Regions from separate parts of the Homo sapiens genome. Here region 2 is linked to region 1. Evidence: read pairs that join two places in POLR2A ChIA-PET (ENCODE). Cell type or tissue: Panc1. All regions are shown on one strand. Links, peaks and the distances in the headings refer to the core of each region. The heading gives the core; the rest is flanking DNA.

Evidence for each region. Peaks named below come from ENCODE experiments on the same cell type or tissue, not always from the same donor. Only the 100,000 strongest peaks of a DNase experiment are listed, where the experiment ranks them.
Region 2: POLR2A ChIA-PET joins it to region 1 with 9 read pairs; 4 of 35 experiments call an interaction of 5 or more read pairs at or near these places.

What each region holds. Positions count from the first base shown.
Region 1 is chr17:29,160,734-29,165,825 of GRCh38, reverse strand. All of the region lies in intron 2 of MYO18A (myosin XVIIIA), which reads left to right. LOC124903967 (a long non-coding RNA gene) reads right to left here. Exons shown (of 3, transcript XR_007065693.1): 3 at 1,725-3,319. Among named protein-coding and RNA genes, the nearest start is that of MYO18A, 17 kb to the left of the region's middle. In Panc1, for the core only: no CTCF peak of the experiment used is centred there; no DNase peak of the experiment used is centred there; H3K27ac peaks cover 2,470 bases.
Region 2 is chr17:29,376,557-29,381,648 of GRCh38, reverse strand. No RefSeq gene overlaps it. Among named protein-coding and RNA genes, the nearest start is that of TAOK1, 11 kb to the left of the region's middle. In Panc1, for the core only: no CTCF peak of the experiment used is centred there; no DNase peak of the experiment used is centred there.

The DNA.
Region 1 (5,092 bases), core at 572-4,571:
GGGGAAGCCCTGCTGCTCTCTGAGCCTGTGGGGAAGCATGAACTCAGGAGAAGGTGCCCCATGCTCATAATCCTCTGGGGGTGCCACCCCTACAAACAGCACCCCCACCAGGTTTAACCTAATGAAGAAAGACAAGGACATTAAAGGAGTCACACCTTCGTCTCTCAACCTTGTCTGGGAGCTGAGGACAAGTCCCCAAAGGTTCACTGCAGTAGAATTCTGAGCAGTTTGGCCAGGCCTCATGGTTTTATGGTTCCCTCCTGTGTTCTGTGTCTGTTGGATTGACCTAACTGAATTCAGCGGAATGCCTTTCTCAACGGTGCTGGGATAGACCAAGCTCTGCCTGAACCTTAGTTTCAGCCCTGGAGCCCTTGAGAGAGCTCTGCTGTTGGTTAGTAATTACCGTGAAAGTATTCAGCTTCTTCATTACAAGGACAGGTGAGGGGTTTGGGCACCATATTTCCTGAGCCCTAAATTGGGGTGTATAGGCTAACATGTGTCACTTCCAGATATAAGAGACAATCTGGACAGTAAAATACAATATTTCCATGGTATTTAGATCTTGGGGATAAAAAAGGACAAATGATTTCAAATTAGGGCCGTCATGGAACATCTGAGATGTATAGCTGGTATGATTATATCTTTGGGAAAGATGACCTCAGGCCAGAGCCTCCTCTTGCCCCTGAGTGAGCAAGGAAATATCAGGTGAGGCTGCAGAGAAAGCAGGGGCAGATCATAAAGGACCTTGTAAGTCACAGTTGGAATTCAGATTTCATCCCAGTGAAATGGGACTATTGAAGGGTTCGAAGCAGGGGAGTAACTGGATCTGATTTATAATGGTCACTTGGGCTCCAAGAGTCTTTATTACCTCTCCTGGAAGGAGAAAAAGCATGGACCTGGAAAAGCAAGAGGGATAAAACCTACACAGATAGTATGTCCTGACTGTCACTGAGACCCCAGCTGCCCGCGCAAAAAGAGCAGCAGGAGGCACAGGAGCAGAGAGGTTTAGATCAGATGGAGGAGCGGATCTCCATGGGGCATCAAGCTCACTAATCCCAGGGGTCTTTTGATAGGGTGGCTACATAGCAGTTTGAATGTCCTGCCTGGAGATAGTATACGAAGGACAAGTGACCACCTCTGGCCATCTTCCCTTCCCAGCTGTGGGTTTTAGGACCGTCCAGATCTGGCCCCTGCTGCTTGACCAGGACCTTTTGGTACTAAGTGACCAGCCAGATGTGTCAAAGTCAGAAATGGGAGGAAGTGCTAATGGGAGGAAACAGGCAGAGTCCCGGTCCCAGCTTTCTCCCAGGGAGGGGAAGCAGCTGCTACTCAACCCAGTAGTACCTTGGGCCTGAAGAGGGGCTGGCAGTGGTAGGGTCAGACTGTCAGGAAGCACTGTAGTTGGGTTCCAGGCCTTCCTTTAACCCGGAGCTAGCTGGGTTTAGGCAGCTTTGCTAGTCAGGGAAGGGTAGTGAATGGGAGGAGGAGGCCTGTGTGGAAGACCTGGACTCTTCATTCCAGAAGCACACATTGAGCACCTACTATGTTTTAGCCACCAGGTTAGGTGGAACTCAGAGAACCACGAGGTAGAGAGGGAAGAACAAGGAGGGGTCTTTATGTCAGAAGCAAAGACTGGGCTGGGTGGTGGTGGCTCACGCCTGTAATCCCAGCACTTTGGGAGGCTGAGGCGGGTGGATCACTTGAGGTTGGGAGTTCGAGACCAGCCTGACCAACAGGAAGAAACCTTGTCTCTACTAAAAATACAAAAATTAGCTGGGCGTGGTGGCGCATGCCTGTAATCCCAGCTACTCAGGAGGCTGAGGCAGGAGAATCACTTGAACCCGGGAGGCGGAAGTTGCAGTGAGCCGAGATCAAGCCATTGCACTTCAGCCTGGGCAATAAGAGCTAAACTCTGTCTCAAAAACAATAACAGAAGCAAAGACTAACATGTTGCCATGCCTGTCTGCGTTCTTCCAGGCTAACGCTGCTTTTAACAGATGGAATTTTCTTCTTAAAGAATGAATCCCCCAGGGGATTGTTGCCAGCTCCCTGCTGAACCACAGCAAGGCCTCTGTGGGGCCCTGGGCCTGGCATCCCAGATGCTGTTTGGTTTTCTCTTTATAGCACAGGGATCATCCTGGCATCTCAGATTTTCCTAGCTTTCCCTTCCCAACTATCTGCTGCTATCCCATCCCTGGGGAAGTAGATGGTTTAGCTTTGGAGGCCCTGGTGGATTCCAAGTTATAGCTGGTATCCCTGAAATGCTGGCTCACTCTAGCTCCTATGGGGTAAGCCCAGCTGGTGCCCAGAGGACTTCTTCCCCGAGCCTCAGCCTGTTTCATCTGCCAGAGGACACAGTAGCAAACCCCATCCCCATGCATCTCCTAGAGCCATGTGGCAGGATAAGGAGACACATAGGGCTGAAAGAAGCCCATATCTTTTCTCACCCAGGTAGGTGGTGGGGACTCATACCACAAGCAGAGAGGACCAGGGTGAGCCCAGCGTTTCCAGCTTCCTGGGACAGGGCTGGGAGTGGCGTGGGGTGCTGCACCTCTTCTGTACCCTCAGCCTGTATCTCCTCCTCTTCCTTTTACTCCTCCTACTCCCTGTCTTGGCAGCAGTTCTAATCCCAGTTATGCGCCAAGAGAAGTCTTCCCGCCTCCTCCAGACTCCTGGGAGGGATACCCTGATGACTGTAGCCCCACAGGGACAGCTCTTGCTGGCCACCCTGCCATCAGGCCATCCATCAACTGTGTCCACACATTGCCTGTCCCCAGGGAGCTCTGAGGGAGCTGACTAGCCATCTGTTATCTTCCTGCACACAGATGGGGCCAGGCCCCCGGCTCCTCTCCATGGCCTGTTTAGAAGGCCCCAGGGAGACACAGCCCCTTGGGTTTCCCTCTCACATGGCGTGTGTCCAGAATGCTGGGTTCACACCTTCATGTGTCCTGGTAGCTGCTAGATGAGGTTCCGCTGGGAGCAGGGGTGAGCCACAGTGGTAGGGTAGATTTGTGGCCTGGTAGAAATCAACCAGCAGGCCTGGGAGAACACCGTTTTCTTCTGCCATCATCCTTCCACCTGCCCATCCATTAGGGAAGCATTTGTTGAGCACTTACTGCATACTAGGTCCTGGGCTCCAGCGGTGAGCAGCACATAATCCCAGCCCCAAGGAGCTCATAGTAAGCGGGAGAGATGTTCCAGTAGCAGACCATGACAGTACCCTCTGAGAAGCTCAACCACAGGGGCCAGTCCTGGTGCTGGGAGTGCAGCAGAGGGGCTTCAAGTCCAGTCTTGTGGATGGGTCAGCGAAAGCTGACATCTGGGTAGTAGATGAGTGAAGCGGAGGCAAGAGGAAGGGAAACACTGTCACAAACACATGCCAAGGCCTAAAGTTATGGAGAGAGAATCACATATTTCAGGAATAAGGCTGGGAGACGGTGTGTGGGAAGGGAAAGCTGGGAGAAGCACTAGGAGGCATCCACGGGAGCCAGGTCATGGAGGCCCCTGTGAGCCGTGCTGGGGAACGTGAACTTTAACCAAAGGGCACTGAAGCAATTTAATCAGGGAGCAATAGGAACAGGTTTTAGGAAATCACTCTGGCTGCTTATGGAGCATGCTCTAGGGTGTAGCAAAGTTGGCTGTGGGGAGAGTGGTGAGGGAGTGATTGTGATCCTAGAAGAATGGATGGAGACCTGGACTCAGGTAGAGGCAGTGGGATGGAGAGCCATCTCAGACTCGAGCAACTGAGTCAGACTCTGGGGTCTTGGTGACCCACTGGTAGGGGCCTGAGGGAGAGGAGGGGTCATGTGACCGCCAGAGTACTGGGAAGATGCTACATTCTTTCCCCTTTGATTCCTTAGGGAAAGTTCTTGGGGGGCATCTGTATTTGGATCAGTTACTCTTAAGTTTGCTGAAGGCCAAGTGTTTCCTAAGTCTGGTGAGATTAGGGGAGATGTTGGTAAAGTTGAGGATCTCAAAACCCCAGTTGGATCAAAATTCCCTCCTCCACTTCCATAAGTCCGGATGGGAAAGTCAAGGCCCATTGAGAAGGGGCAGAGGCCAGGCTGGAGACTAGGGCCTGGGAGAGGAGAAGGCGAGTCTGTCTGTATCCTCAGTCGGTCCATTCTAGGGGAGGACAAATGGAGTCCCTTAGGACGAGGCATGTCCTCCTGCATCTGGGAGTATAGGACTTTTCTGCTGAGCTCAGAAAAGCCCACCCAGCTAAACCCTGGCCAATGTGGTTGTCCTGCCATGGAGAGCCAGAGGTGCTGGCCAGAAAGCAAGGCCTCCTGAGCATTTTTCTTTTTTTTTTTTTTTTGAGACAGGGTCTTGCTGTCACCCAGGTTGGAGTGCAGTGGGGCGATCTTGGCTTATATGCTCAAGCGATCCTCCCACCTCAGCCTCCTGAGAAGCTGGGACCACAGGCACACACCACCACACCTGGCTATTTTTTTTTTTTTTTTTTTTTTTGACATGGAGTTTCACTCTTGTCACCCAGGCTGGAATGCAGTGGCGCGATCTCAGCTCACTGCAACTTCCGTCTCCCTGGTTCAAGCGATTCTCCTGCCTCAGCCTCCTGAGTAGCTGGGATTACAGGTGCCTGCCACCACGCCTAGCTAATTTTTATATTTTTAGTACAGGTGGGGTTTCACCATATTGGTCAGGCTGGTCTCGAACTCCTGACCTCAGGTGATCCACCTGCCTCGGCCTCCCAAAGTGCTGGGATTATAGGCGTGAGCCACCAAGCCCAGCCTAATTTTTGTATATTTTATTAGAGACAGGGTTTCACCATGTTGCCCAGGCTGGTCTCAAACTCCTGAGCTCAAGCTATCTACCTGCCTCAGGCCTCCCAAGTGCTGGGATTACAGGCGTGAGCCACTACACCTGGCTCTCCCTGAGCTTTTGAGAATGTGGTGGGAAGGGAGAGGGGGTCTTAAAGGAAGGCTTACCACTCCCTCCCAGCCAAGTCTAGTCGCTGTGGTAGGGGTACTTCTCCTGGTGGACCGTGAGGCTGCTAGTTGGAGGTTTTAGTGTGTGGGGTGGAGTTTCTAGTCAAAGGCTTTCAGGCTGTCGGGTTCCTCATGAGGTTGCC
Region 2 (5,092 bases), core at 622-4,621, 220 kb before region 1:
CATACATTTGGGAGTGGAAAGAGATTCAGGCTTTCCCTAGTATTTTTTAAATTTTTTATGGAAAATTTCAAACATTCAAAAGGAGTGCAATAAATAATAAACTTCCAGGTGTTCATCACCTAGCTTCAACTAGTATAAACACTTTATCATTATCTTTTACCTCTTCTCCCATAAACCTTTATTCTCCCTGCTGGAGTTTGTTATTTTTTTAATTTATTTTAGAGACAGGGTCTCGCTCTATCATCGAGGCTGGAGTGCAGTGGCACAGTCATAGCTCACTGCAGCCTCAAATTCCTGCGCTCAGACAATCCTCCCCATCAGCCCCCCAAGTAGCTAAGACTACAGGTGTGTGCCACCATGCTCAGCTAATTTTTAAAATTTTTTTGTAGAGATAGGGGTCTCACTATGTGTCCCTGGCTGCTCTTGAACTCCTGAACTCAAGCAGTCTTCCTGTCTTGTCCTCCCAAAGTGCTGGCATTACAGACATGAGCCATCACACCCACTCAACACCCCCTGGAGTATTTTTATTTATTTATTTTTTTGAGACAGAGTCTCACTTTGTCACCCAGGCTGGAGTGCAGTGGCACAATCTCGGCTCATTGCAACCTCTGCCTCCCAGGTTCAAGCGATTTTCCTGCTTCGGCCTCCTGAGTAGCTGGGATTATAGGCCTGTGCCACCACGCCAGCTAATTTTTTTGTGTTTTTAGTAGAGCATGCTCAGCTAATTTTTTTGTATTTTTTGTAGAGACAGGGTTTCACCATCTTGGCCAGGCTGGTCTCGAACTCCTGACCTCGTGATCCACCCGCCTCGGCCTCCCAAATGCTGGGATTACAGGTATGAGCCACCTCACCGAGGCCCCTGGAGTATTTTTAAATAAACCTCTTATAAATCATCATAACATTTCACCTGTATATACTTCAGTATGTATCTGTAACAAAGACCTTTATTGTAGCATAACCACAATATCATTATCACACCTTTACAAAATTAAAAAAATTGTTTTCTTTGTTTTTTTGTTTTTTTTTTTGAGATGGAGTTTCATTCTTGTCACCTAGGCTGGAGTGCAATGGCGCGATCTTGGCTCACTGCAACCTCCGCCTCCCAGTTTCAAGCTATTCTCTTGCCTCAGCCTCCCGAGTAGCTGGGATTACAGGTGGGCGCCATTGTGCCTGGCTAATTTTTGTATTTTTTTAGTAGAGACAGGGTTTCGCCATGTTGGCCAGGTTGGTCTTGAACTCCTGACCTCAGGTGATCTGCCCACCTCGGCCTCCCAAAATGCTAGGCATGAGCCACTGTGGCCGGCCCCCGTCTCTATTTTTTTTTTTTTTTTTGAGACAGTCTTGCTCTGTTGCCAGGCTGAAGTGCAGTGGCATGATCTCAGCTCACTGCAACCTCTGCCACCCGTGTTCAAGTGATTCCCCTGCCTCAGCCTCCTGAGTAGCTGGGACTACAGGTGCGTGCCACCACGCCTGGCTAATTTTTTGTATTTTAGTAGAGATGGGGTTTCACCCTGTTGGCCAGGATTAGTCTCGCTCTCCTGACCTCGTGATCCATCTATTTTTAAAAAGAAAGAAAAAGCAACTGTACTAATTTTTACTATTATTTCCTCTCCTTTTGAAAGGCTATGTTAAATTCCCATACTGCCATGCCACTTCTGGCTTTGATGACTTTCACTCCATTATTACACCATAGGGGCAACCCTTATTGCTCAGGACACACATGAACACAGAGATTTTCCCCATCACTGCTAAGAGACCCAACAGTCTGCTTTGGAATTAGATAATGCATTGAGAAAGCTAGCATTTCTCTCAGATCAGACTCTTTGAATGATAGGAGGAACATAAGATTGAGAAACTTTCGTTCCCTGGAAGAGAACACGCCAGTTGTGAAAAGCCCAAAGTTGTAAATTGTCAGATGGTGACTGCCTGGGAAACCTATCAAGATTCCTAACAGCTCAGCTGAGAACCTAATTACCAGTTACAAAGAGAGACAGGAAAAACGTGTTGTCAGAGTGCGCCTGGTCAGAGAGAATGAAGTATGATGTCCCAGCCTCATCACCAGCCTCCTTCTTGTTTCGACTAGAACAAAACACATTAGTATAATTGACATTACACATGTTTATTATCCGGAACAAAGGAACCATGTCAAACCATAACTCTGTGTCAGCTGAATCTTTGGTAATCACATAAACTAAACAATGGCATTTGACCTGATTGTGCAAAAACACTTCCGGGATTCTCAGTGCCAAGGATAATACCATCCTGTACTTAACTTTTCACCTGGAGTTTACACAAACTTCAACGAATCCTCTTAATTTCCTGGAGTGAAGAGGAGCAGTAATCTTTTGTTCTAGTGAAGCCCAGAGAGGGATAAGAACTTACCTAAAGCCACACAATCAGCAAACCAGCATCGTATTTTCTTTTCTTTTTTTTTTTGAGATGGAGTCTCTCACTCTGTCGCCCAGGCTGGAGTGCAATGGCACGATCTCAGCTCACCGCAACCTCTGCCTCCCAGGTTCAAGCAATTCTTCTGTCTCAGCCTCATGAGTAGCTGGGATTACAGGTGCCTGCCACCACACCCGGCTAATTTTTCTTTCTTTTCTTTCTTTCTTTCTTTTTTTTTTTTTTTTTTTTGTATTTTTGTAGAGACAGGGTTTCGCTGTGTTGCCCAGGCTGGTCCAGAATTCCTGAGCTCAGGCAATCCATCTGCCTCGGCCTTCCAAAGTGCTAGGATTACAGGTGTGAGCCACCGTGCCCGGCCTCAGCATCTTATTTTCTAAGGAAAATAAATTAGTATCAACCATGCTGCAGCACCAACATGAGGAAACCAGCACTCTTCACCAAGAATCCCTATATTGGGGAAAACCAACGTTAGTGTATTCACATGCTAGTTTTTACAAAGACTTCTAGTCTTGCAAAACTCACCCACACTTCCCACTCTCTTACCTCACTGGTATCAGCAGCAATTGAGCGTGAATGCTAACTTTCTCAGTGGGAGATTTTTTTTTTCAGTTGTTGAAAACAGGGACCTGGCACTTACAGCAACAGGGGGATAGAGAGAGAATTAATATTTATTGGGGACCTATTATATTCCAGATAGTATGTTTTACCTCTATCTAATCTGTAAGCCAGCTGGCAAAGTAGATGCTACTATAGATATCATCAGATGCCATACCTGGAGTTCATAGAGTTTAAGTAAATTGGCCAAGCTCACATCTTTAGTAAATGGCAGAGCAGAATTTTTAGCTTTTTATTTATTTGTTTATGTACTTTTTTTTTTTTTGAGACGGAGTCTCACTCTGACGCCCAGGCTGGAGTGCAGTGGCGCAATCTCGGCTCACTGTAAGCTCCGCCTCGCGGGTTCATGCCATTCTCCTGCCTCAGCCTCCCGGGTAGCTGGGACTACAGGCGCCCGACACCACGCCCGGCTAATTTTGTTTTTGTATTTTTAGTAGAGACGGGGTTTCACCGTGTTATCCAGGATGGTCTCCATCTCCTGACCTCGTGATCTGCCCGCCTCAGCCTCCCAAAGTGCTGGGATTGCAGTCGTGAGCCACCGCGCCCGGCCTGTTTATGTATCTTTTAGAACAGGGTTCGGAGTCTCACTCTGTCACCCAGGCTAGAGTGTGATGGCACTATTTTGGCTCATTGCAACCTCCGCCTCGTGGGCTCAAGCGATTCTCGAGCCTCATTCTCCTGAGTAGCTGGGATTACAGGCGTGTACCACCACGCCCAGTTAATTTTTTGTATTTTTAGTAAAGATGGGGTTTCGCTGTGTTGGCCAGGCTGGTCTCAAACTCCTGTCCTCAAGTGATCCACCCACCTCGGCCTTCAAAGTGCTGGGATTACAGGTGTGAGCCACCGTCCTGACCTAAAGTCTGTGTTCTTTATAATGCACAGTGCTACCTCAGTAGAAGAGAAGGAACTATGGGGACCTCCCAAGAGATAAGGTTGATGAAATGAGCGACTCTGAACTCCCAGTACTTTTGTTTTTATTTATTTATTTATTTTTTGAGACGGAGTCTCGCTCTGTCGCCCAAGCTAGGGTGCAGTGGCGCGATCTCGGCTCACTGCAAGCTCCGCCTCCCGGGTTCACGCCATTCTCCTGCCTCAGCCCCCCAAGTAGCTGGGACTACACGGGCGCCCGCCACCACGCCCGGATAATTTTTTGTATTTTTAGTAGAGATGGGGTTTCACCGTGTTAGCCAGCATGGTCTCGATCTCCTGACATCCTGATCCGCCCACCTCGGCCTCCCAAAGTGCTGGGATTACAGGCGTGAGCCACCGCGCCCAGCCAAGAACTCCTAGTATTTTTGATTGTCCTATACACATAAGGATTAGAATTGCCTGGCACAAATAGAAGGCATTTGGGCAAAATACTCCATCAGATTAATAGATACTACAGAGAAAAGGAAACTGGGTTGGAGAATGGGAGATTGGAAGGGAAATGAAGTGGATGAAGAGAAAGAAGGATCAGGAAGGGAATATGCCTAGGAAATTTAGTGAGTAGCTTGGGGTTGTTACCAGAGACCTTCCACTAGGACCCACAGAACAGTGCAGAAGCCGATACTCTTTTTTTTTTTCCTCTCTCTCTACTCACCATTTATTTTGTCTTCTGTAAAAGGATTAGCAGGATGGGCTCAGTGGGAAAGGAGGCCCCTGTGGGATCCTGTTACCAGCCATCTGTGTTCTGTTCTTTACTTTTGAACAAGACGGCTCCAAAACTCTGAACTGGAGAGGGAGTTGGAGCTGCATACAGATCAGCAGAGCTGTTGCTAACAGCTCTGACGCCTGCAGAATGACTCAACCCTCTGTGCCTGGCAGAGTCAGCTGTGGTCCCCTGGAGCCTCCTACTCTAGGGAGAAAATCAGAGATGTGGGGAAGTGGCTTGGGGAAAGGGAAGGAGGACCCTTGATCTTGGGCAGGAATTCAGGCTGGAAGGATAGATTGGGACACTTGAGTCTTCATTTAAGAGTTCCAGCTAATGATGGGGGAGGGATTAAAGATGACAGTGAGGAAAGCACAATCTTCTGTATACTTTAGCTTCTCCCCAAAAAGAGTATACTGTCTGGAGGATGGCAGTCAGTAAAAG